2 separate regions of the Homo sapiens genome follow, and region 1 is linked to region 2. Evidence: chromatin loops called from intact Hi-C (ENCODE). Cell type or tissue: IMR-90. All regions are shown on one strand. Links, peaks and the distances in the headings refer to the core of each region. The heading gives the core; the rest is flanking DNA. Region 1 overlaps FOXP1 (forkhead box P1). Region 2 has its middle 410 kb from the start of MDFIC2.

The links. A loop is a pair of places that touch in the nucleus more often than their neighbours do. Peaks named below come from ENCODE experiments on the same cell type or tissue, not always from the same donor. Only the 100,000 strongest peaks of a DNase experiment are listed, where the experiment ranks them.
Region 1: it touches region 2 in a loop (3-fold over the local background); 11 of 110 quality-filtered maps call a loop at or near these places.

The regions. Positions count from the first base shown.
Region 1 is chr3:70,951,886-70,964,151 of GRCh38, reverse strand. It overlaps FOXP1 (forkhead box P1), which reads left to right. Exons shown (of 21, transcript NM_001349338.3): 21 at 4,761-9,444. The coding sequence ends at 4,905. Among named protein-coding and RNA genes, the nearest start is that of FOXP1-AS1, 330 kb to the left of the region's middle. RefSeq lists an enhancer at 209-811. In IMR-90, for the core only: no CTCF peak of the experiment used is centred there; a DNase peak (open chromatin) is centred at 7,501.
Region 2 is chr3:70,720,882-70,733,147 of GRCh38, reverse strand. No RefSeq gene overlaps it. Among named protein-coding and RNA genes, the nearest start is that of MDFIC2, 410 kb to the right of the region's middle. In IMR-90, for the core only: no CTCF peak of the experiment used is centred there; a DNase peak (open chromatin) is centred at 5,947; H3K27ac peaks cover 540 bases.

The DNA.
Region 1 (12,266 bases), core at 2,595-10,594, 230 kb before region 2:
TTGCTAAATGTAATTATATGTCAACAGCAGATTCCCTGCGCCTGCTATCTGTGTAATAGACTGTTACTCTTTTTGACCTCATATTTCCATTAAGAGAATTCTGTAGTGACAAGAGTTTCCATTCTTGTCCAATATGCATTACCCTGCTATGATGCAAATTGTTTTTCAACTGTTCCAGTCTATTGGAATAAATCAAGCCATAAACTTTACGGCACGGCTTGAAGGACCTTGTTAGGAAGGCGGCCTAGCTAATATTGAGTGTTGAAACAGAACTCTTCATTCTTACCCTTTCTGTGACAGTCAGATACCACTACGTTTCGTTCGTCCTTTGAAACACTAGAAAGTGGTCACATAATTATGGCTTTGGGGCATTCTACTTTTATCCTGATAGGCGCTAAAGGAGCTACAAAGCAAAATACTCCATGCTGTGCAGACACCCCCAGAACACAATGCCTTTAAACGCCAGTCAGCTTTATTTTAAAACTCTTGTGTTCCCAGAGTGGCTAAACAAAGGAATTACTCAGATGTAAGGAGAAGGGAAATGTGTGGTTTTGCACACAGTTATTCAGCGGTAGCCCTTTCGGAAGTAGGAGTTGGAGAGAAAGGGTGGGGGCAGTGTCTGCAAGGAGAGGAAGGTGCATCATACACAGCCCTAACTTCCAGGAGACACGGTGAGTGTATGTGAAGTGTAGTGTCTTCAGTAGTCTGCATCTCATCTCAAATGTATCTTTCGTGGAATCCCATCCTCTTTTGTTCTTTGAAGTGCTGTGTGCTTGTGCTACACGTTTGCCACACCCCAGGGGTATCTGCCGGCATCAAGAAATGTCCCGAAATCGGATTTCACTTCTCTAAAGTTTCGAAACCTTACTGTCTAACCTGGTTGTGTCATCAGGTGGTCACACAGTAGATCTAGCCAGTTAACATTTGTTGGGGACCCACTCTGCATCCACTCTGCATGAGGCACTGGGAGTCGAGCCTACAGGCATGACAGGATCATTACCTCTGTCTTGTGGATAGTAAATAATCCTCATGAATTTTGGCTACCAATTTAGGGGGAAAACGTGTTTTGTTTATTTGTTTTTTCACTTCTACAGCTTTTAAAATTGATACCTCGTAACTACATATTTTGGGGGTACATGTGTTATTTTGATACATGTATACAATGTGTAATGATCAAATGAGGATAATTAGGTAAACGAAATATTCTCTGATGTTGTGAACTGTGTTTTGTGGGGCTTTACATGCACCTGATTTTTTGGATAAGGTTAGCAAAATATTGGTCAAAGTCTAAAATTATACAGCAAGAACTTCATTAAGATGGAGATGGATGGTTCTATTTCTTCTAGGGGTCCTCATCCTCCTTCCCCCTCCCCAAGGTCTTGTATGATCTTACATTCTTCTATCATTCAATTCTGGGTTATAAACATGAAAAGATTGATAGACCTGATAGTTAAGAAAGTAGGAAAATGTTGATTTGGAAAACAACATTTGAACCTCAATCAGCATATAGCTAAAACATAAATTTCAGTAATTTATGAAGTTGCAGTTCTCAACAATGAAAGTTTGAAACAAACATTAGGAAATGTTCACCATTGTCAGTAATCTGAGAAACACAATTTAAGGTAACCTGAGCTTACCTTGTACCTGCTAAGCAACAAAATATTTTTCACAAATAATGCTTGCTGCTGATGAGATTGAGTTTAAATTGATAGCCCCTTTGGAAGTTAATATCACAATAAATCATAGGAACCATAAAGATGTTTTGGCCTTTGCTCTAACAATTCCATTCTTAGAAATTTATCCTAAGGAGGTAAATCAACAGAAATAGAGTAGAAAGATTAATGGATAAAAGTGGTCATTGTATTATACAAACAGTAAAAGAGAAAGAGAAAGATGATCCTCAAATGCCTAGTATTCAGAAACTGACATATGTCAACACAGTGGAATCTCATCTAGCCATAAACATTATAAATTGTAAAGCTAGGAAAATTTAAAAAATAGCATTCCTGCTGAATTTACAATATTTAAAAATATGACCTCAAATGGAAACAGATTGGCAAAAATAAGAAAACTGGCCTTAACTAAGGGTTTGTGTTTTTTAAAGGAATCATCATCAGCATAACTAATTCTTCCTAAAAGAATGTAGGGTATTTTAGCAGAGCTGGTTCACAGGTGTGTGACATGCAGTCACATAGGATCTCATGCCTAAAAGGACACTGCACTTGATTTTATGTGCTTTTATTACCTTTTTATTTAGAGATAGGGGTCTTACTGTATCACCCAGGCTGGACTCGAACTCCTGGGCTCAAGTGATCATCCTACCTTAGCCTCCCAAGTAACTTGGACTACAGGCACACACCACCATGCCTGGCATGTACTTGCTTTAATGCCATTTTTGTCTTGAAATTTTAATTTTTGAGCCAAAGACCCCAGATTGTCATTTTGCACTGGGCTTCCAAAATTATGCAGCCAGTCCTAATTCTTACTGCTGAAACACTAATACAGCCATTAAAAAAAAAAATCCCCATCCGTAATGCTTAATACAGACTGCTGGGAGGGTGACTCCCCATGCAGCCTTCCTTGCACTGATGTACAACTGTTCCTTTTAAATAAAAATATCCGGCGAGCCATGGTGTCTCACGCCTGTAATCCCAGCAGTTTGGGAGGCCAAGGCGGGTGGATCACTTGAGGTCAGGAGTTCAAGACCAGCCTCACCAATATGGTGAAACCTCATCTGTACTAAAAATACAAAAATTAGCCAGGTGTGGTGGTGGGCCCCTGTAATCTCAGCTACTTGGGAGGCTGAGCCAGAAGAATTACTTGAGCCTGGGGGTTGGAGGTTGCAGTGAGCCGAGATCCTGCCACTGCACTCCAGCCTGGGTGACAGAGCACGACTATGTCTCAATAAATAAATAAATAAATAAAATAGCTGGAGAGCCATACATAAAATGTAATGTAATGCAACTTTGCTACATTTTGTTTTGCAAAGTTTTTAAGAATAAAGAAATTATTTTTTTAGCAGCCGGGCGCAGTGGCTCACGCCTGTAATCCCAGCACTTTGGGAGGCCAAGGCGGGCGGATCACGAGGTCAGGAGATCGAGACCACGGTGAAACCTCTTCTCTACTAAAAATACAAAAAAATTTAGCCGGGCGCGGTGGCAGGTGCCTATAGTCCCAGCTTACTCAGGAGGCTGAGGCAGGAGAATGGCGTGAACCCGGGAGGCGGAGCTTGCAGTGAGCCAAGATCACGCCACTGCACTCCAGCCTGGGCGACAGAGCAAGACTCCGTCTCAAAAAAAAAAAAAAAAAATTATTTTTTTAAAGGTAACATCTAGCCCCCCTAAATGCTCTCTAGGCTGTGCTAATTTTAGAGTCAATTGATTCTGAAGGTTCCTGTCTTCAAGGGCAGTCCAAAGCACTCCTCTGTTTGTTTTTAAATGGTTCAAGGGGCCTTTGGGGTTTGCATACAGCATCAATTATTTAGGAAGCCAACCATCCCCATTACCACCTCTTATTACTAATACTTGATAACGTCAATTTAAAAATCTTCCCTTCTGCAGCCTGTCCCAGAGATGGGACCATTTTAACTCAAATGGTTCTTTTACATATCAAAAGCCCCTGCAACAGAAAGTCATTTGTATATGCAAAGGATCAGTTGTAAATATGATTTACGAACAACATTTCTCAATAGTTATCCGAGCGGTTTTGTGTGATCACCCCAGTCCCCTTTGGGTGAACCATGCGCTGGTCCATAATGAGAAAGTTGGCAGACCTCATCGCAACCACGCTCATCCCAGTGGCTGCTACCAGCCGGGCCTCATGTTTTGCCTTGTTTACAGCTGACAGCGTTATTATTCTGATTGGGGCTCTGCTTTCTTATCATATTGTTGTGTTGAGCGAGCCTTTTCCTCTACGTTTGTGTTTCCTGGCAGGGCTTTTCTTGCCTTATTGACAGTTTGTAAAAATATGCATTAATTTGGAGTTTCAAGCATGTATATCATGGTGTCTCTTTGCTGTGTTTGCTTGAAGTTGATTAATGATAGAACCTCGCTTGGGGTCGTCCTCTGGAGAGTTCTTTCACAGGTTCTGCATGTTAACTAGCAAAGCAGAACACACAGCAAGCCATGATTAGCCCAGCCTCCTCTGCTCAGTGGTCCCCACAAACTGCCGTTGCATTACAGATTCTTATTTCGTGTAATTATTTGAAGATGGGTATTCATCCACCCAGGATGCCACTACGGGACCTGTTATCTGGTACTCAGTGTGGTTCTAGGACCACCGGCATCACTTGGGGGCTTGTTAGAGATGCAGAGTCTCAGGCCCCACCCCAGACCTGAATCACACACTGCATTTCAACAAGGCCCACAGGTGACTGCAGCGTGTGTTAAAGTATGAGAAATGCCACCAGGGAGGAGAGGCCCACACCAGTCCAGAGACTAGTGATTCAGAGCATCACTACCCAAGAGAACTTTACGCAGTGATGCAAATGTTCCGTCTGTCTCTGTGCTGGCCAGAATTAACCGCTAGTCACATGGGGCCTTTGAACATAAATGTGGCTAGCACAACTCAGAAACTGAATATTAAATGTAGTAAGATTTCGTTCATTTCAATTTAAAGAGCCACGTGTGGCTAATGGTAACAATACTGGACAGAGTTCTAGTTCTAGAGTGCGGCTTTTCTGTTGCCCCAAACTTTTCAGTGCACCTGAGCTGCAATGGGCTGGGAAGTACCCTCACTGAACCTCTGCATATTTTTTCCAGGCATCCTGTACACGTCAAAGAAGAGCCCCTCGATCCAGAGGAAGCTGAAGGGCCCCTGTCCTTAGTGACAACAGCCAACCACAGTCCAGATTTTGACCATGACAGAGATTACGAAGATGAACCAGTAAACGAGGACATGGAGTGACTATCGGGGCGGGCCAACCCCGAGAATGAAGATTGGAAAAAGGAAAAAAAAAAAAACACGTCAAAAGTTAGCAGTGAAATTGTTCTCCATTTGTTGTACAGTCTGGAGGATTTTCACTACGTTTTGACAACTCTGAAATGTGTTAACTCTTAGTGCCATCAAGAACCCCATTTGGGAGTATTTTTGATTTTTCTACTTTTTGTTGAAAAAAGGAATTTGTACTCTGTGCATTGGATGGACTTGTTTGGTACTTGGGATTTTCCTCTCTTAACCGTCAACATCAGTGTTGTAAATTTGCTAAACTGATTCACTTTTAGCAGCAGACTTTGAACTGCAGTCCTGCCAACGTTGGACACTGAGGACGCCCGACAGAGCTTGTGCACCTAAGCTGCAGACCAAGCCTTTGCCCAGAATTTAAGGATTCCAATGGACGACCTATTTGCACAGTACTGCATGTTGATTATCACTGCCTTTACTCCTTTTTTTTTTTTTTTTTTTTTTTTTTTTTTGCTTCCAGTTGGGATGGGGAAGGCCTTTGTGTGTGTATTGGGGGGAGGGGTTAAAAAATAATTATCCCAAACTTTTTAATGTATTGCTTTTTTTTTTTTTTTTTTTCCTTCTACTATACCATTTTAAGTTCTGACCTCAGGCCTCCATTTGGGCCGATGGCCTCTTGGAGGCTTAAAGTTTTCTGTACCTTGTGATGAATGTTAATAGGTGTTTTTATTATACAAAGCTGAATGTCATTTCTCGTTTGTAGCTTTCTGTCACTCATTCCATCTTCCTTCAGACATCACCACGTTTCTCTAAAGTCAGAAAACATTCCGTTTTGGTCTTTTTCAAAAAGGTCCCAAATGCTGCACTCTACACATGAAGGCCCTCTCACACAGACGTGACGTCCTGCCAGAAAGAGAATGAATGACAGAAAAAAAAAAGAGAGACAAACTCTAGGAACAATGCCGATTCATTCCACGCAGCAGTATTGGGGGTGGTTCGGGGGAGGGGTGTTTCGGATTTTCTTTTTTTCTTTTCTTTTCTTTTTTTTTTTTTGCAGCAACCATTAATAAATGCCACCACATTCTACCAGCACAAGGAAACATAGGCAGCACTGAAAAAAAAAAAAAAGCTCATATTAATTAGACTGACAATATGGCCTTGGAAGGCTCTCCCTTGTGGAACCAAGTTGCCATGGGCCTTGGGTGCTCTGCGATAACGGGTGTGGGTTGGTTTTGTTTGCAAAATGGCCAAAAAAAAAAACCGGCTTCCCCGAGCAGCTGCCCTGAAAGTAGGGGTGGCGGCGGCGGCGCTGAGTTTATACATTAGTTCAGACCTACTTGGTGGCATTAAACTGTTTGAATGCAAATTCGATTTCAGATTGAACTTGTTAAGGGAGTTAACGAGGGCTGAGTTCAGCAAATGCTAAAGTGTTAATTTCAAATATGCAAATTTGGTACTGCAGTTTGTTATGCAATATTATATCACCAACCCAGTATCACAAAAACTCATAGAAGATATCATGTAGGCCCTGGGCTTTGGGGGGGTCCCAAACATGGTATGCAGAAATGTGATGGTTACAGGTCAGTACAACCTCAGTCCTTAGAACCCCTCCACACTTCAGCTCTGCACCCACTTTCCTGTCATTTATTTATATAGGACTGTAGTTTTTTTTAGTTCGAGAGCCTTTCGAAGCTTAATTTATATTCTTTCTTTGTACCTTTTTTCTAAAATTACCAAAGATATTACACAAAGGTAAATTATGTTCTCTGTTTTATGCTTTATCTGATGAAGCCAAATATCCTCTTATTGTTGATCAAAGGAGGCAAAAGAATTTAGAGGCAAATGACAAGCGATAGGCTATTGCAACCTGAGAAAGAGAACTGCTCCTTCATCGTAAATTTAGAAGACCAAGTAGATAATGGAACCAAAGTTGTTACTTTTTTCTAGTAGTTATTTTTCCTTTTTCTTTTTGTGTACCTCTACAGAGACCAAAACTCATTCTCTTAAAGAGATTTTATGGGGCTACTGCAGATAAAAATAGGACACAATATTAAAGGAGCTACAGAAGGAAGGGAGTCCCATCTCAAAAAAAAAATGAATGTATGCCACTGCAATTAGAGTATCCAATAAAGGAGACAGTTTAGAGTCAGGACAGAAAAGCTTCCATAATTGAACTAGATTACATAATAGTATTTCTAGAAAAAGAGATATTTTTAGATTGTATGCCACTTTTGTTTAAGAACTGTGCTGTGATCACTGTATTAATTTTGGTTTATCTTGGCATATATCCTTCAGTTTGTTTTTATTTTTAATTTTTCCTTTTTTTCCGATTAGGCTTTGGTCAGCATTTTTCATTTAAAGAAAAGTAACACTCCCATCCACTCATAAGCTTGGTACAAAAACTTCTCTGGCAGTTACTTTTGAAGCTTCACTCTGCTTTCTGTATAAAGGGCAGTCTGTGGTCACGCAAGACTTTAAAAAAAAAAAAAAAAAAAAAAAAAAAAAAAAAAAAAAAAACTTTTCCAGGCAGCTTCATGATGTGCAGGCAGTAGCCAGACAGGGTCATGGGAAGGGGGCCCTGTGCTTCTAAACTGAGTGGTTGCTGGTTAGTTTGGTATTCAAAAGAGGATAAAAATCTGGTAGATTAGTTCATTCTCAGCATGTGTAGCTAGACATGAGTAAAGATAACAGCATGAGAAACTGTTAGTACGCATACCTCAGTTCAAACCTTTAGGGAATGATTAAAATTTAAAAAAAAAACATTTCACTCAGTTGCACTTAGTCGTATGTCTTGCATGCTTAGTCTAAAGACTGTAGCAAAAAAAAAAAAAAAAGAAAAATTAGATTTTACATATCTTTGCAGGTATCACAGCCTTGCAGAAGAACCAACTGAAAAAAAAATTCTCAGGCTTTACAGCAAGCAAACTTCACTATGATTTTTACAATTCTGATTCTGTATCCCCTGGGGGTTATCCCAGTTGCTTCTTTAGGATGGGGTTTATTACGTTGTACATATATCCCGATGTGTCTGTGTGAATCTTTGTCTTTTTTGGGGGAGGGCAGAGGGCGGTTCTTTTTTTAGATATTGTTCCTAAAAAGGAATAAATGCATACACCTGTTTGTCAAAACACCTTTGCTTTTTGTGCAACTGCTTTATATTAACGATACTAAAAAAAAATAGCTTTGGAAAAAAAACTACTGTATGTAACGGAATTGCAGAATATGCTGCACATGTATTTTATTTAGTTATCCTTGCTTTAAGAATATTGGATGACATTTCCTGACATGTGGGAGGGAGAAACTCCCTAACTTTTTTTTTCTGCTTTTAAACTGTAACATAGTTGAAGATTTCTTTTTTCTGTTCTCATTGATTGGAGCATTTTGTACAGGTTTTGTGTGTGTGTGTGTGTGTGTGTGCGCGCGTGCGTGTGTGTTAATCTGTTTTTTGATACATTCCTATCCCTTGTGTTTATCCTACCACTGCCTTCCTGGCTATCTTAAACAAGTTCATACATTTGAAAAGAAAAAAAAATGTTGTTTAAAAAATGTTTTCTCCTGCTGCAGTAAATATTTTGCATGATGAAATTCCAGGGTCACACTTTTCCAAGTTTATCAGTGAAGTAGTGATTAACAATGGGGAGTGTCAAAACTATTGAACTTTTGTATAAAAAAAAAAAAACTTTACAAGGTGCCAAGATGTAAAGAAAATCTGTTACTTTTTTTTTCTCAAAGAAAAGCATACATTAGGGAGGTAGTCCCGTGTGTCAGACAAATGCACTGTCAGGAATGAGGATCCAACCTACCTGTCCCTAGAGTCCGTCTTGTAAGATGAGTTAGGCTGCCCCTTGGACCAGCCACAAAATGGAATATCAAGGCTTATGTACATACGTGAAGAGTTACCACCAGTCCTGCCACCTTTGGACAGCTCTAACACCATCCCCAGCATCCAGTCAGACCTAGTAAAGAAAACCTTGGATTCTTAACCCAAGATAGGCTGTAAATCACTAGCTTTTTTTTCCTCATGAAAAAAAATAGAGTTAAAAAATATTTCCTCTCTTTTCCATATTCCAGCTGAACTCCGTTTCCAAAGGCACAAAGAAGAGTGTGCTTATTCAGATTTTGAATCTTTTTGGTACCTTTTGGTTAATGACATAGCCTCCTGAAATTCTGGATGTCTTCAAAGTCAGTTTTGCTTCTTTATCCTGAAAATCAGATTTACAATGCTGAAGGCATTTCTTGGGCCCAGTGTAGCTCACGCAATCTCTGCTACCCATAAGCCTTGATGAAGATGATACAGTCCGGACTGTGAGCATGGTGCTTCATGTATATGTGCTGCCAGTAACAAGAATTTTTTTGTTTTGTTTTGTTTTGTTTTGATAAGGCATAAAAGAAACTCATTCCTTGACATCAACTGTAATTCCATCATTCCATGTCTGCGGATACAGACAATAAAAAAAATGTTGTGTAGTCAGTACTAATTACTGACATTATAAGCATTCTCAAATGCAATAAAAATGCTGGTTGTTCACGCTGGTAGTAAAAGTTGCCACAGCCTAAGTTTGTTTCCCTTTCTGACCTGCTGATATTGTATGTTAGGCATATGCCTTAGGTTTATCACCAGCTGCTTCCAATGCAGAATTAAAATCAATCTTAAAGCTTTCATGATCAGGGAAGGCTGAAGCTCTTATCCTCAGGATTTCCAAGTGAAAGTATCCACTTAGAGAATTGGGAAGTAAAAAAAAAAGAGCAAGAGATGTTATCTTTTCTCTTGAGGAAGCACACTCTTATTTTTTTCATCAAATTTTATAAAGAAAAACAAAATGTTTAATAACTAGCATTAAGAGCAAACTAAAATTTCAGAGGAAAGCAATTTCATGAATAATTCATTAAAATTTCACATCTGCAAGATTAGTCATCCAAATAAAATGCTAATGTCAAAAACATGCACCGTCTATAATATTCTCATCAAGAAATCTTTTTGCATATAATGATAAATGCTTAGATTAGAACAAATGATTTTATAAAAATATTCTATCAAAAGTATGCTAGATAATTGCATTCATTGAAGAAAACAGAACTTCAGTACCTAAATATTCCAGAAAAACCATCTTAATTTTGAGATTTTAAAAAAATAATTAGATGCATTTAGGAAATGTGCTGTTTCTTTTTAATATTACTCTATAGTATATATTCTAGGGATTAATGAATTTGAGCATCACCTTTCAATAAAAAATTAAATTGCCAATATGAAAGCAGTATTTTAAGTGGCCAAACCGTGGTAACATAAAACCATTACATATATAATTCAGAGCACATAATTCAGGGCAAAGGATGACTTGAAAATTAACCTCCCAGTCTTTATTCTGCAAAACACCCACCGATGCTGAGGATACAAGTGAACATTCTTTCCCAGCATTGTTTTGAAAAGCCCATATTAGCAAAGTTGTGTGTGTGTGTCTGTGTGTGTGTTTTTAACAAGTAGATTTTGCTATTAAGTTGCAAACTAGTGTCCTCTTTGAATTAACAATTATGCCCTATCTAGAAACCCCTTAGTCTCAATAATTAGCAAAACATTTGAACCTTTAATTCTCACCTGGCTACTGAGACTATAATCTTAGGGTTAATTCAAATTCCTGTAATTACCAGGCTTAAACCTAAATACTGCTTACAGCCTATACATTAGTAAAATTTAAAAATGTACAGATACTTCTTTTAATAAACTGGAGGACCTAAACCAAGTATGACGATATGTTAGTGAAGATTTTGCTGGTTGAGGCATAGTACATTTTAACTTATATTTCAGGAATTGTTCTCAAGCAGGAACACTCTTTTACATATTTATTTCAGGCTTGTCACTCTCATAAACGAGGCAGCAAACCCAAAATATTGGCTCTTCTTATAAATAGGCGCCTTTATATAAAGAACATAAAACTCTTAAGACTAATTTCACACCAACACAGGCAGCTTCATAATAGTAACCACCTCTCCCTCCCCACTAAAAAAGATAAAAACAAAGTATAATTAGTCTTTCTTATTAGATTTTTGTCTTTGATGATATTACGTATTTATGTGTAGGGTAGTAATCACAATTTATCCTTCATCTTCATTGTAGTTGAATCAAATAAAAGTATTCTTTATTCAAATAATGTGAAGTTGGGTGTCTCAAACCTTCATTTAATGAATTGATGAAAGGTTTAAGACAAAATTCACGTTGGAGGGAAATTAAGTTACATACAAAAACACTGGTTTTAACTGTGGGACAATATTTGGATTAGAAAACCATCTCTAGATATAACCTACTTATATTTATTTTTAAATGGTATTTTATTTTTTAAAATAACAAAACCCAATGTTGTCTTATTTCCACTTTGATTGTAAAATGACATTCAATGCTTAATACCAAAATATATATATATATACACATTTGAAATTATCAACGGTCCTTTTTTTTTGGTTTATATTGAAAATATTGTGAAGGGAAAAAGACAAGCTTCAAGTTATAATGTTAATTTGAAGGTAACCGGCCTTTCAAGAATTAATTTCAGCCAAAGCAATAATCATTATTTACCAGCGTGTGACATTTTTATCACTCATCATATTAGCAAATTTCCATTGAAAATGCTAAAATGGTTCGTCATAAGGCAGATAACTGCTCGAGCTGTAAAAATGACCAACACAAGTGCCGGTACTCAAACATTAAATTATACTGTAATTAATAAAGACAGTTAAACTGTCTACTAGCAACAGCAATTTAGGTAACCACATTTGATCGGCTATAAATTGTAACTACATTAAAATTCCAGAAATATTAGCAATATGGATTACTTGATGGAAGTCAGTGCTGATCACCAACTCTTTCTTTCTTTCTTTCTTTCTTTTTTAAACAACGGAAGCACAGGTCATGTTGACCACAAATCCGTGGGCGAAGATCAGGCCTTAGCACTTTTAATCTTGTGAAACAAGCAATTACAAATAGTTGCATCGATTTGTTAAAAAGCTTTAGGTGACATAAATTGTTTCCTGTTTAGCTTACTGCTCTGATACATAAATGTCACCAAGCCCAGTATTAATTAGGGCCATAGAACAGCAGAGGGTGGCCGATATGGCATCCAATCAAGAATTTGTCAGTCCTTTGTGAAAGTTCTGAAGGGCTGCTCTCACTGGCTCATTTCTCATTAGTGACAGAGAGAGAAAAGGAAAACTATTTTGTTATGCGAAGTCTTTAATACCAGCTTGATTTTGGGTTTTAAACTAAATCGCAGGATTTCAGACTTGCTTTCTTACTATTGGACATAAAACGCCACATTTTAAAACTATCTTCTAAACAGAATAATATTTACAAGGCATTTCAGCCCCTGAAAAGC
Region 2 (12,266 bases), core at 2,659-10,658:
TTTCAACTTCATTACCTTCTTTGATCACAAGTTTCCTCTTGAAACATCTGGGCATATCTGTACTCATTATTAGAAAAGCCATTTGAGAGAACTTTCTAGGCTTAGGGTATCTTTCAGTGCCTTTCATTTAATAGTCAGAAGCCAACACCACTTAACTTGCAAGACTACCCTTACAAATCAAACGAAAGTCACAATGTTTGGTGATCAGGGATGTCTACTAAGTTTATGAGTCTTTCCCCAGCCTTTCCCCAAGGGATAAATACCAGTTCTAGAACATAACTTGAAATCTGTATTTGTTGTTGAAAAGGCAACCCTGAAAATATTTTAGGGTGATTTTTGTTTCCAGAGCACTACACTAGATTGGCAGGATTCTCAGGTCAGTTAACTAAAGGGACAAGTTGATGGGGTTCAGATGGAGGGCTTGTCCACTGGGCATCCACAGGAGTTGTCAAGAACTTGGCAGAGGAGCACCAGCTGGCAAAGATGAGGGCCCTGAGACATGGGGCTAGCTCTGTGATTATTGATTGATAGCACATGCCTCCGGCAGAAATTAGAATCCTCTGTTGGGCTGGGACCAGAGAAGGAAGCAAGTGGCATTTTGTTGTTGTTGTTGTTGTTGTTGTTCTGGAAATTAGAAACCCTACCTAATACCCTACATAATAGACCCCGTTACTCTCAGTAGTACAGGGAACAGAAGAGCCAAAAATGTTACATTTTTCGAGTTAGTAAGATAATGAAACCAGGGGAAGGGACATCTAGAAATTCTTAGTTGTATTAATTTAAAGTGCTTGGGTAATGTAGGATTACCAATCAGAGATACAGTAATTATAAACAGTAATTTTGAAAATGTGATTTACTACTTGTGATTGGACTTTTAGGCTGGAATTCAAGGAGGCAAATTTACTTTTAAAAAGCACACTCATAATTTGTCTTTGGAATTTTCTTCATTCAAGAACAAGGTATGAGGAGTTACTCCTGGGAAATTTGCATTTGAATTTCTCAAATTGTTTATCCTCTGATCCTGTAGCCCTACGATATTGATGCACTGCACCTTAAGAAATGTAACTTTATTTTGGATGCATTTTTACTTCAATAAACAAAAGAAATAATCACTTAGAAAATAAGAAAATGATAGAATAGGTCACAGAGGAATTATAACCTGACAGCATTTTGAAAAAAATTTTTGCAAAATTATACAACAGTAAACATCTTAATTTTATATTAAATAAGTGTGGAATAAACATATTAGAATTTTCTTGATAACTAGTAAAATTCTTTGGTCAAGAGATTTTATGATTACAAATAAACCATTCCCATAAAGAGATCAGAATCTCTCCTCACCTCCGTCCTTTCCCCATTTAGTCATTTACAGATTTTTTAAAGGAAACTTTAAAAACTTCATTTTTTAAAGTGTGGTTTTTTAAAAAGGAAGTTTTTTAAAAATGAAGTTTTTAAAGTTAGGAGCATCTGGTAGTGTCTATTTTATAATAACAAAATAAATGGAATAGCATATGCAAATATCTCAAGCATCTTTTTTGGTTAAAAATAGGTAAGGGATTTCTCTCCTGTCATTCATTCACTTAAAAAAATCTGAATGAGATATTTGTTTTTCCTTCAAAGACCTACATTTTAAAATATAAGATTCCCCAACCCCAGCTTTGGTATCACAAGCCCATCATGCACAAAGCAAAAATTCAGTAAAGTGATTTCTTCCCCCCTTCCTGATTATTATTACTTTCCTATTTAATGCAACTGGCAGTGTAAATTTATTATATACATTTGGCCTACAATGTATGAAATATTGGCTGTGAAATGATATTCAGTTTGATGCCATACTTTTTAAGGAAACAAACCTAATCACGTGTTGAGTTGCTGGTATAGAACACCCAAAGTTTTGTAATCCTAGGGACAAGCTGTGGCATGGCTAGAGCCTGAGGAGATATTGTTCTATTTTCCTTTAAGGATGTATACAGTTCTTTGCAAATAGATTGAACTTAGCAACACTTTGATTTGTTGTGCTTTTCTCATTTGCTTTATTACATTACCAAACCCGTAATATTAAAGTATTAAACAAAAGACTTGGAGAGTTGAGTTCTGAAAGGCCACAAATTGCTGCATCTGAGAAAATGCTTTTTCTTATTTCCCTATCCACATTTTCTCCAGTGCCATCAATTTACATATAAACACATACTTATATACATGTGTTTAAATGCCGCATAACAGTAAACAATGGAGGTAACATGAAGTGAAGTTGATTCGCCATGTATTAGGTCATTGCTAGATGCTATTTCTATTTTCATAGGGATGTTCTTTGGGGAAAAAAAATGGATTTCTTGGCTTGGCATGGTGGCTTACGCCTATAATCCCAGCACTTTGGGAGGCCAAGGTGGGCAGATCACCTGAGGTCGGGAGTTTGAGACCAGCCTGACCAACATGCAGAGACCCCATCTCTATTAAAAATACAAAATTAGCCAGGTGTGGTGGCGCATGCCTGTAATCTCAGCTACTGGGGAGGCTGAGGCAGGAGAATCACTTGAATCTGGGAGGCAGAGGTTGTGGTGAGCCAAGATCACACCAGTGCACTCCAGCCTGGGCAATAAGAGCGAAACTCTGTCTCAAAAAAAAAAAAAAAAAAAAAAGAGTTCTCACTGGAAGACAAAACCAGCAACAAGCAGGCAGTTTTAAGAGAAAAAAAGGATTCTCTAAAATTACAGGACAATCTTCTCTAGTTACTCAAGGAAACAGTCTTCCTCAAGAAAACAGTCTTTGGAAACACTGGCCTTAACAGGAAGGAGAATGGAGAGCTGAGGGAGGCATTAAGAAAACACAATTCTTAGAAGAATTACTCTGGCCTGTCTCCTTGATACAGAATCATGGTGTGGTGGTGCCTGGATTCCAGAACAGAATGGAACCAAAGAGGATGATATAAAACCTGCCAATCCACAAACAGATTCATGTAAAACTCTTCCCTGAGCATTATTTTTCCTTTGCAGCATCTTAATAGCATTTCTCTCTGCCTCCCTAGGCATCGTGAACTTTATTTTTTAAGTGGCAGCAACTTAAACACATGACTCAGTACTGCCACAAATAAATCCTGCTCCAAAGCATGATACTTTACCCCAAACATAAAAACGGGACTGTTTGTTTTGATAACTTAAACATTTTCTCTTGATTTTTGCCTTAAGTCTGAGAACTTCGGCATTTGACTAATTTGCCATGCATTTAAGGCTGGTAGCAATATTGGGAAAGAAATATGATAATCACTTGCTGCCACAAAGTATTCTATATACTGTTCTCTTTCAGCTCTTGTTTCACATGTGTTGGTTCAATGGAATATTCAATAGACATTTATAGGAAATAAATTGAGAGATGAATGTAAACCATATGGCATCTGGAGGTTTATTTGCAAAGTCCCTGCATCAAAGCTTTCTCCAGATCACACCATATTAGCTATGTTTTTCCAGTCCAGCAGAATCAGGAAGGTAACCACAGACTTCCCTGATGGAAAACACATGAAAAACAGAGCAAATCTTAATATGTAGCTTGAGTTGCTGGTCAAGGAGCATCCCTTAAAATAATTTTATTACTAGTGGGTACAGCACATTGCTTAGAACTGCATTAAAAACATAGAACAAGTTGATTTTGCTCAGGATTTCCTTCAAAATTATAGGACACACTTCTTTCATTTATTCTAACAACAATAGTATCAGTTTGGTAGAATTGTATTAAAATTTTAGGACTATTTTTCAGCTCAGTTAAAAAATCAATCTCAACCAAAGAAACACAGCATTTAAATATAGCATACATAAAAATGCACATTAGAATTGTTGCAGATGGGAATGAACCACATGCCTACACGAGTCCACTTGCACATACGAAAGCCACCATATTAAACTTTGGAGAATCCCATTAATATAAGTAATATTTAAAAAACATTGATTGGACAGAATGAGAAATGGTTTTCAAACTTAATTTATATATATAAAAACGTTCTCAACCTTGAATGCACTCTGCTTTGTGCAGTTGGTTATGGCTAGCATTATATCTGATATCAAATTAATTCTCATGCAGCCTGTTATATAAATCATTATGAAATGTCAAAAGCTTGTACATATTTTTTTTTTGAGTTTTCACTTACTTTCCAAATAGTTTCCATTTTTCAGTGTCAGGCTTTTCAGCCACTCAATTTTAATGATTTTTTTTATCACTGTAAATTTCCCCTCTCATTTACAGGATATTTGTGCATCCCCACGTGCATACATGCACATGTTATGCCATGGAACACAGGTGACATGCACAATGGTTAGGCTGAAAAATTCTTTATCTTTGGTTTACATTGAATGGTCAGATAACTGGCATAGAGAAAGAATAAAATGTTTTTACTATTAAAATCTGCAACATCTAAAGATTGTCCTTTATAAATAAATATTAAAGACTAGTACAATAGCAAATTGACTCACTGACCTCTGCTCCCCATAGTTTCCATTTTAGAACAGTTGCTGAGCACAATGGGGACTTGCACTTTTTGGCAATTACTCACTTACACATCTCAGGGATGGTCTTCTTTCTTTACAGGTTATGCTTCTAAATTTAGGGCAGCAAGTTAATGCCACTCACAACTAAAAATAAAAAAAAAGAGTATGTGAGCAACATCACTTAAAAAATATGTGGCTAACTGCTGGAAGCTATTAAAAACCAAATAAACAAAAGAGATTACACTTCAAAGAAATGTCAACAGTTTTTCCTCTCTCAGAACAGACGAGTTTTTTTTTAACTTATATCCACATCCACATCTGGAAAAGGCTTATGGCTTTATACATCTTTTATGGTAAAATGAATTTATTGAGTTTTAAAATTTTCGTGATGGATTAATGCAATCTTCATAAAAGGTAAATCCACATACTAGTAAAAATCTGTCTTAACACCGAAGAGTGATTTCAATAACAAATAGTCCAATGTTAATTTCAAGGAGCAGGAGAATTTTGAGAAAGCATTTGGTTAAGTAGATTTTTTAAAAATACAACTACATGGAAATGAAAATGCAATATCTTTTTCCTTATGACCTATCTTTATGTTAGCACAATTAATTCTTAAGTTAAGGGAAAAATAAAAGAAATAGTTTGTGAAGCCAACCCAAAGTTTAAATCAATATACCTGCTCCAATTAACTAACAATAGACATAAAGCAAGCAGTAAATTTACTGATAGCAAGATCTCCAAGGGAATATTTCAAAACAATTAATGGATTTCTACAATTCTTCTCAAAAGTAGACAGCATGCCTTTGTGTATTTAAAAGGTGAGATTTAATTTCTCAAAAATATGTGCCTGTTCAGAAGGTTCAAACAATTGACTTCATATTCTACACAATGTTCTCCCACGGCCCGAAACTGACAGTGTTCATTTGATGTTGCTTTACAATTAACTGGGTAGTAGCAACTTGTTTTCTATATAAGCTTGCCAAAAAAAAAAAATCACCTTTGGTATTCAACCAAACATCCAAATGTGGACGACTGACTACAGTTTAGTAATTTACAGATTTGCTGTGAGAGCAGGGAAGACTTGAAATATGGGAGAAGGTGTCATCTTTATAAGTCAGGCCAAGAATTAAAGAAGGGGAGACTCTAAAACCAGAAGAATGTTTAAAATGGAACAACATAATTTGGACATAAAGTAAGTGGTCTGTAGTCAATAAAAAAGAGAAAGAAAAAGAAAAATAAACTCCAAAAGGCCGGCTGCAAAATAGGAAAGTAGGTCTATTTTGTTTATTTATAAGTGAGTAGCAAGTAGATTCTTTCGCACTAACTAAACCAGACAGTAATTATAAACACAGGTTGGTTAAATTCCCTGCACCCTATCAAAGGAAACAAGCTTCTTTCTTTTCCAAACATTGTCATTTGTTTATTGAGCCTCTTTGGGGCTTGGTTTCATTTAAAACTATGTAAGCACACATCTGTTACCCCCAAACAATGTCAACCTTGTTAAGCTGAACCTGAATACTCATTATACAAAAATTTGCAAGTAACCTAACAGCAATTTTTAGAGTAGCCAGTTAGCATACTGAGCAAAGAATTTGGATTGTTTTTGTTCCATTACAGAAAAACCTCACATTATAGTGTAATCATACAGGAAGCAAACAGTCACCGCCTCAGTAGTTTCAGATAATTAGTTACCTAAATTTTCTGAGGTGAATTCAACGTACTTAGGCTGAGGAACATTATTGCTTATATTCTGAAATACCACAATACAATCTTGGTTAACAATGAAATTATAAATATTGGAGTAAAACGTCATTTTAGAAATCATTAGGTTTTATCAGTACAGTACAACTGAGTTCCTCATTTAAGGAACTGTTTTATTAAAAAAAATGGGGGGCTGTGATATTGCTTATATTAGCTCATGTCAGATATCAGATTTCAAGAAACTTTTACACAGTAGACACTATTAAAACATCATTATTGGAGTTGTCATGCTTGGGTGGTTTGAACTAAAGTGAATTTCATGTATTTGCTAGGAGACAGCAATAATAAATCCTGGAGTCTGCATTGCTAAGTGATGACCTAGAGTCTGGGGGAATTGACCTCACGAACCACCAGGACAATTGGATGAGTTCAGTAGGTGGGAGCACTATGGGGAGGGGCAGAGTCTAATAAAACTCCACAAGGACATATAGACATGCCACCCAAACTCCCCTGGGCAACCATTCTGAACAAGACCATCTCTGCCTATTTTGTTTTCTGTGTCAGTCACGGTATCCACCTAAGCCATTAGGAAGTCAGCAAGTCTTATACTACCTCCCTCCCTCAGTCATGGCACACGTATCTAAAGGATCACCCAACTCTGAGTCAAAGTCTCTCAACTCAACATACCAGTCAGCCACTTCCAATCAATCCATTTGCTAGCCCAGGCATTAAACTATGAGAAAACTCTCACAGAGCAAGGCCTGAGGCCCTAGCATGTAAGACTGCCTGGCATGTGGCAGGAGATTAATGAAAGTTAACTTGCCTCAAATGGAATACTGGAATAGTTGGAAGTATAGACGGGTGCCAAACTGTCCAGGTTCAAATCCTAGCTGTGCCATTTAATAACTCTGTGACTTTGGGCAAGTCACTTAATGTCTCAGTTTCTCAGTTTTCTCATCTGTAAAATGTGAGGAAGTAACCAATATGAGGACATAAGGAATTAACATATGCGGAGTGCTTTAGAAGAGTGCCTGATACATAATAATCAATAAATACTAGCTGTTACTATTTTCCTCATTGTTTATTAAAATGCCTTGTCAACCTGAGAAAGTTACATGTAGCTTGTTCTGTTAATGTAACCATCTCCTGCTCTCTAAATCTTCTCTTTGATGAGAGAGATACCTTTCTGAAACACAAATCTCAAGATAATCATTTTTGTACCTATCAGCTTTTTTATTTTATAAAATTTTTGTGGATACATAGTACATGTATATATATATCACATTGCATGCCTTTATCAAAACATACCATGTACCCCATAAATATATGATGTTTTGATAAGGCATGCAACGTGAAATAAGCATGTCATGGAGAATGGGCTATCCATCCCCTCAAGCATTTATCCTTTGCATCACAAACAATACAATTACACTCTATTTTTAAAAGTACAATTAAGTTATTATTGACTATAGTCACCCTATTGTGCTATCAGAAACTAGGTCTTATTCATTCTATTTATTTGGTACCCATTAACCATCCCCACCTTGTCCCCAGCCTCCCACTACCCTTCTCAACCTCTGGTAACCATCCTTTTACTCTGAGTTCAAATTGTTTTGATTTTTAGATCCCACAGATAAGTGAGAACATATGATGTTTGCCTTTCTGTGCCTGGCTTATTTAACTTAATGTAATGATCTCCAGTTCCATTTATATTGTTACAAATGACTGATCTCATTCTTTTTTATGGCTGAATAGTACTCCATTGTATGTATGTACCACATTTTCCTTATCCATTCATCTGTTGATAGACACTTAGGTTGCTTCCAAATCTTAGCTATTGTAAACAGTGCTGCAACAAAAAAGGAACAACAACAGCAAAAAAGGAATGCAGATATCTCTTCAATATACTGATTTCCTTACTTTGGGTATATACCCAGCACTGGGATTGCTGGCTCATATGGTAAGCCAATGGAACAGAACAGAGAACCCAAAACCAAACCCACACACCTATAGTGAACTTATTTTTTGACAAAGGTGTCGAAGACACACACTGAGGAAAAGACAGTCTCTTCAATAAATGGTGCTGGGAAAACTGAGTATCCACATGCATTAGAGTGAAACAAGACCTGTATCTCTCACCATATACAGAAATCAAATCAAAATGGATTAAAGACTTAACTCTAAGACCTCAAACTATGAAACTACTACAAGAGAACACTGAGGAGAATCTCCAGGACATTGGTCTGGGCAAACATTTCTTGAGCAATACCCCACAAGCACAAGCAACCAAAGCAAAAATGAAGAAATGGGATCACATCAAGTTCAAAAGCTTCTGTGCAGTAAAGGATATAGTCAACAAAGTGAAGAGACAAGCCACAGAATGGGAGAAAACATTTGCAAATTACCCATCTGACAAGTGATTAATAACCAGAATAGATAAAGAGCTCACACTATTCTATAGGAAAAAAATCCAATCATCTGATTAAAAAAATGGGCAAAACATTGGAATAGGCATTTCTCAAAATAAGACATACAAATGGCAAATGGGTACATGAAAAAGTGCTCAACATCACTGATCAGAGAACTGTAAATCAAAACTACAATGAGCTATCATCTCACTCCAGTTAAAATGGCTTATCTCCAAAAGACGGGCAATAACAAATGCTGGCGAGGATGCAGAGAAAGGAGAACACTTGCACACTGTTGGTGGGAATGTAAATTAGCACAGCCACTATGGAGAACAGTTTGGAGGTTTTCTCAAGATAATAACTTCTTTAAAAACCTGAAGTGACTCTCTATTGTTGATACAACAAAGTCCAAGACAACCTACATTACCTTCCAAAAGGTAAGGACAACCTATAGTTTAAAACCTATCTTTGACTCCCAAACCTCCTCCACCATCTTCCTATAAGCCCTGCAACTTTGTTTTTGAGCTATGCTTTAGCTTTTTCTTGCTCTGTGAATTATGAGCTCTCATTCATGTCTTTGATTGACCCATTCTATTCTCTGTTCAGTTCTGCCTGGACAATTCCTTTCTGTACCTAAGAAACACTGATTTACCTTTTGAGATATAACTCAAATGTTACCTGCTATGTGAAGCATTTCCCAAATCTCTCAATGAACTAGTTTGCTCCTCAGCACATTTATCTTCATTATGGCATTTTTTAAAAACACTGATTACATTGGCTTCTTGCAGAGCCTGTAAGTTCCTACTCTCCTGCTTATATATGTCTCTAATACTTAACACATGGACTCACTCAAATATTTGTTTATGAATGAATAATCCCAATCCTCCCATCCCAAATTATATGTTTTCTAAGGTGATTGTTCTTTTTGAAATTGTTAAACTTTTAGTACTCTTTACTGGATACCAAATTATGAAAATAATACATGCATGTAGTAACAATCGTGACAAAAGCTAATTATTATTCCTTATGCCCATCCAATCCTGATTCCTGACATAGCCAATAGTAACAGTCTGGTGTGCACCCTCACCTTTCTGTTTGCTTATGTGAATATACAATCATGTATGCTAGGGGCTGACAAACTTTCTGTAAAGGGCTACATAGTAAATATTTTAGTCTGTGCTGGTAATATGGTCTTTGTAGAAACTGCTCAACCCTGCCCTTATAGGAAGAAAACAGTGGTAGACAGCACAAAAATAGATGTGATTGTGTTCCCATAAAACTTTACAAGAATAGGTAGCCAGCTGGAATGTGGCCTACTGGCCAAAATTTGCTGTCCTGTTTTATTTATATATATATATATATATATATATATATGTGTGTGTGTGTGTGTGTGTGTGTGTGTGCGCGCACGTTTGTGTGTATGTGTGTATATATATACACACACACACATATATACATATATATACACACACATACACACACAGGTTTTATCTGTTCATTTGCTTTTAAACAACATGGCATGATGCTAACCAAGTTGCTTGAAATTTGCTTTATTATATACTCCATTATATACTCCATTTATTATATACTCCATTAACTTCCAATAAGTTAATACATTCAAACAATTCTTTAATTTCTACATACTTATATATAAGACATATATACACTATATATGTATTATAGTTTAAATGGGACGTGTCTTATATACAGGTGTGCATATATTTTTGGTGCACTTAAAACTTTTGTCTCCTGCATGCTATAAGTTTAACACTCTTCTATGCATTCCACTTTACTTTCCTCAATGCTCATATAAGCATACACACACACATCATGTATATATTGTTTGCTTTATTAAAATGTGACCATTTGGCAAACCTTTGTTTGCATCTTACTGTTTTTGCTCCATAACACTCTTGGAAATCCTCTCAAGTAAACTGGAAGAGCACTAATCTGTTCTTTTTAATGGACATATTACATGGTGTAGATGTACCATACATATCATTAGCCAGTCACTGGTTCTAGATTTTATTCCTATGAACAATCTTATAATATGCTTTGTATATGTGGACTTGCCTACTGGTGGTTTTATATCCAAGGACTATATTTCCAGAAATGGATTTGAACCCTTTACACAATTTATTTTTCATGGCTGTCATTAGAATCATATTTCTACTTCATTTCTGTCATTAGAATATATGAGATTACTTTTTCTGTGCATCCCTACAAGTAATTAGTATTATCACTTTAAATAATTTTCTTTGACAATTTGTTAGGTGATATATCTCACTGTTACTTTAACTTGCACTTCTGAATACTCATGACCTGGAGCATTTCATATTTGCTGATCATTCAGATTTGTTCTCCTTAAATTATCTATTCATCCTTTTGAAACTACAGCTTTTCATTACCAATAATCTTGAATCCCATCATATTCAGTAATCTCGATATTTTATCCATTGCTCTTTACCTCCAGAAAAGACCCAATAGCCTATATTTTATTTTGATCTTGCTTTCTGGTGTTCTGGTGGATGTATCTAGGTACATTACAGTGACCAAGGTATATCTAGTTTAAGTAGTTTTCATGTGCTCTAACTTCTTATTTTTTTTTTAGGTAAAATTTTCGATTTTTTTATAGCCATTTCAACGTTTAAGGTACACTGGCTGAGGTTTAATTTAATGTAAATGTAGTAGTGTCACCAGTAATAACTACAGTATTTAGTGAGTAGTATTTGAGCTTTTACTCTGTAGCAGACATAGTGTTAAGAACTTCAAGTACATTACCTTATTTAATATTCACAACTCTGTGAGCAGGTGCTTCTATTACCTACACTATGGTATGAGAGGGTAAAAACACTTATTCAGGGTCACTCTGATAATCTGACTTACCCCCAGAATCTCAGCTGTTAACATTATGTTATCCTACTAAAAGTAAGAAATTCAAGATAGAAAACATGAACATATTTTAAGTTACTGGCCAATTTGGACACATTTTAAGTTTTACCTTGGATAATTTGTCTGATTAATTCAGTGCTTCTATTTGATAGTAAAGTTGTCAATCCAGATTTTAGAAGGTTAGGTCCAAAACTAATGTTGTGGACACAACTAATGTTAGATCCACAATCAACTAATGTGGACCAACCTGAATGTTCAGTTGTAACTATAATTGTTAGGGAGCAACCTACTATGGTTAAAAAGAAGGAAAATGAAAGCGCTGGATTTGGAATTAGAAAACCTGCATCCTGATCCTGATGAAAGCAGTTGTTAGCCATGTGATCTTAAGCAGTCTACTTCTCTTAGCCACATGATCCTCGTCTATAAAACAGGGATGAAACTTTTTGTTGTAACAAATTCACTGGGCTTTAATGAGGTACCAATGAGAAGAATTATAAAGAAACACTTTTTGTTGTTTCTTTTGAGATTGAATGATTATATTTTGCTGTATTTGTATTACTTTTGATAAATTTTTAAAAATAACTACAGATATTAGTATGTATTTATTTTAGATACTTCAGAATCCATCTCAAAAAAAAAAAAGCAGGAAGCACTTTTTAAAACCAAAAGCTAATTTAGAAAGGTATTATTATTACTACATATAACCCACTTTGAGGACTCAACTTCCTTGTTCGATTGAATTCTACCTGTATCGTAAAGGCACCATGAAGAGTAATGTCATGTTCTC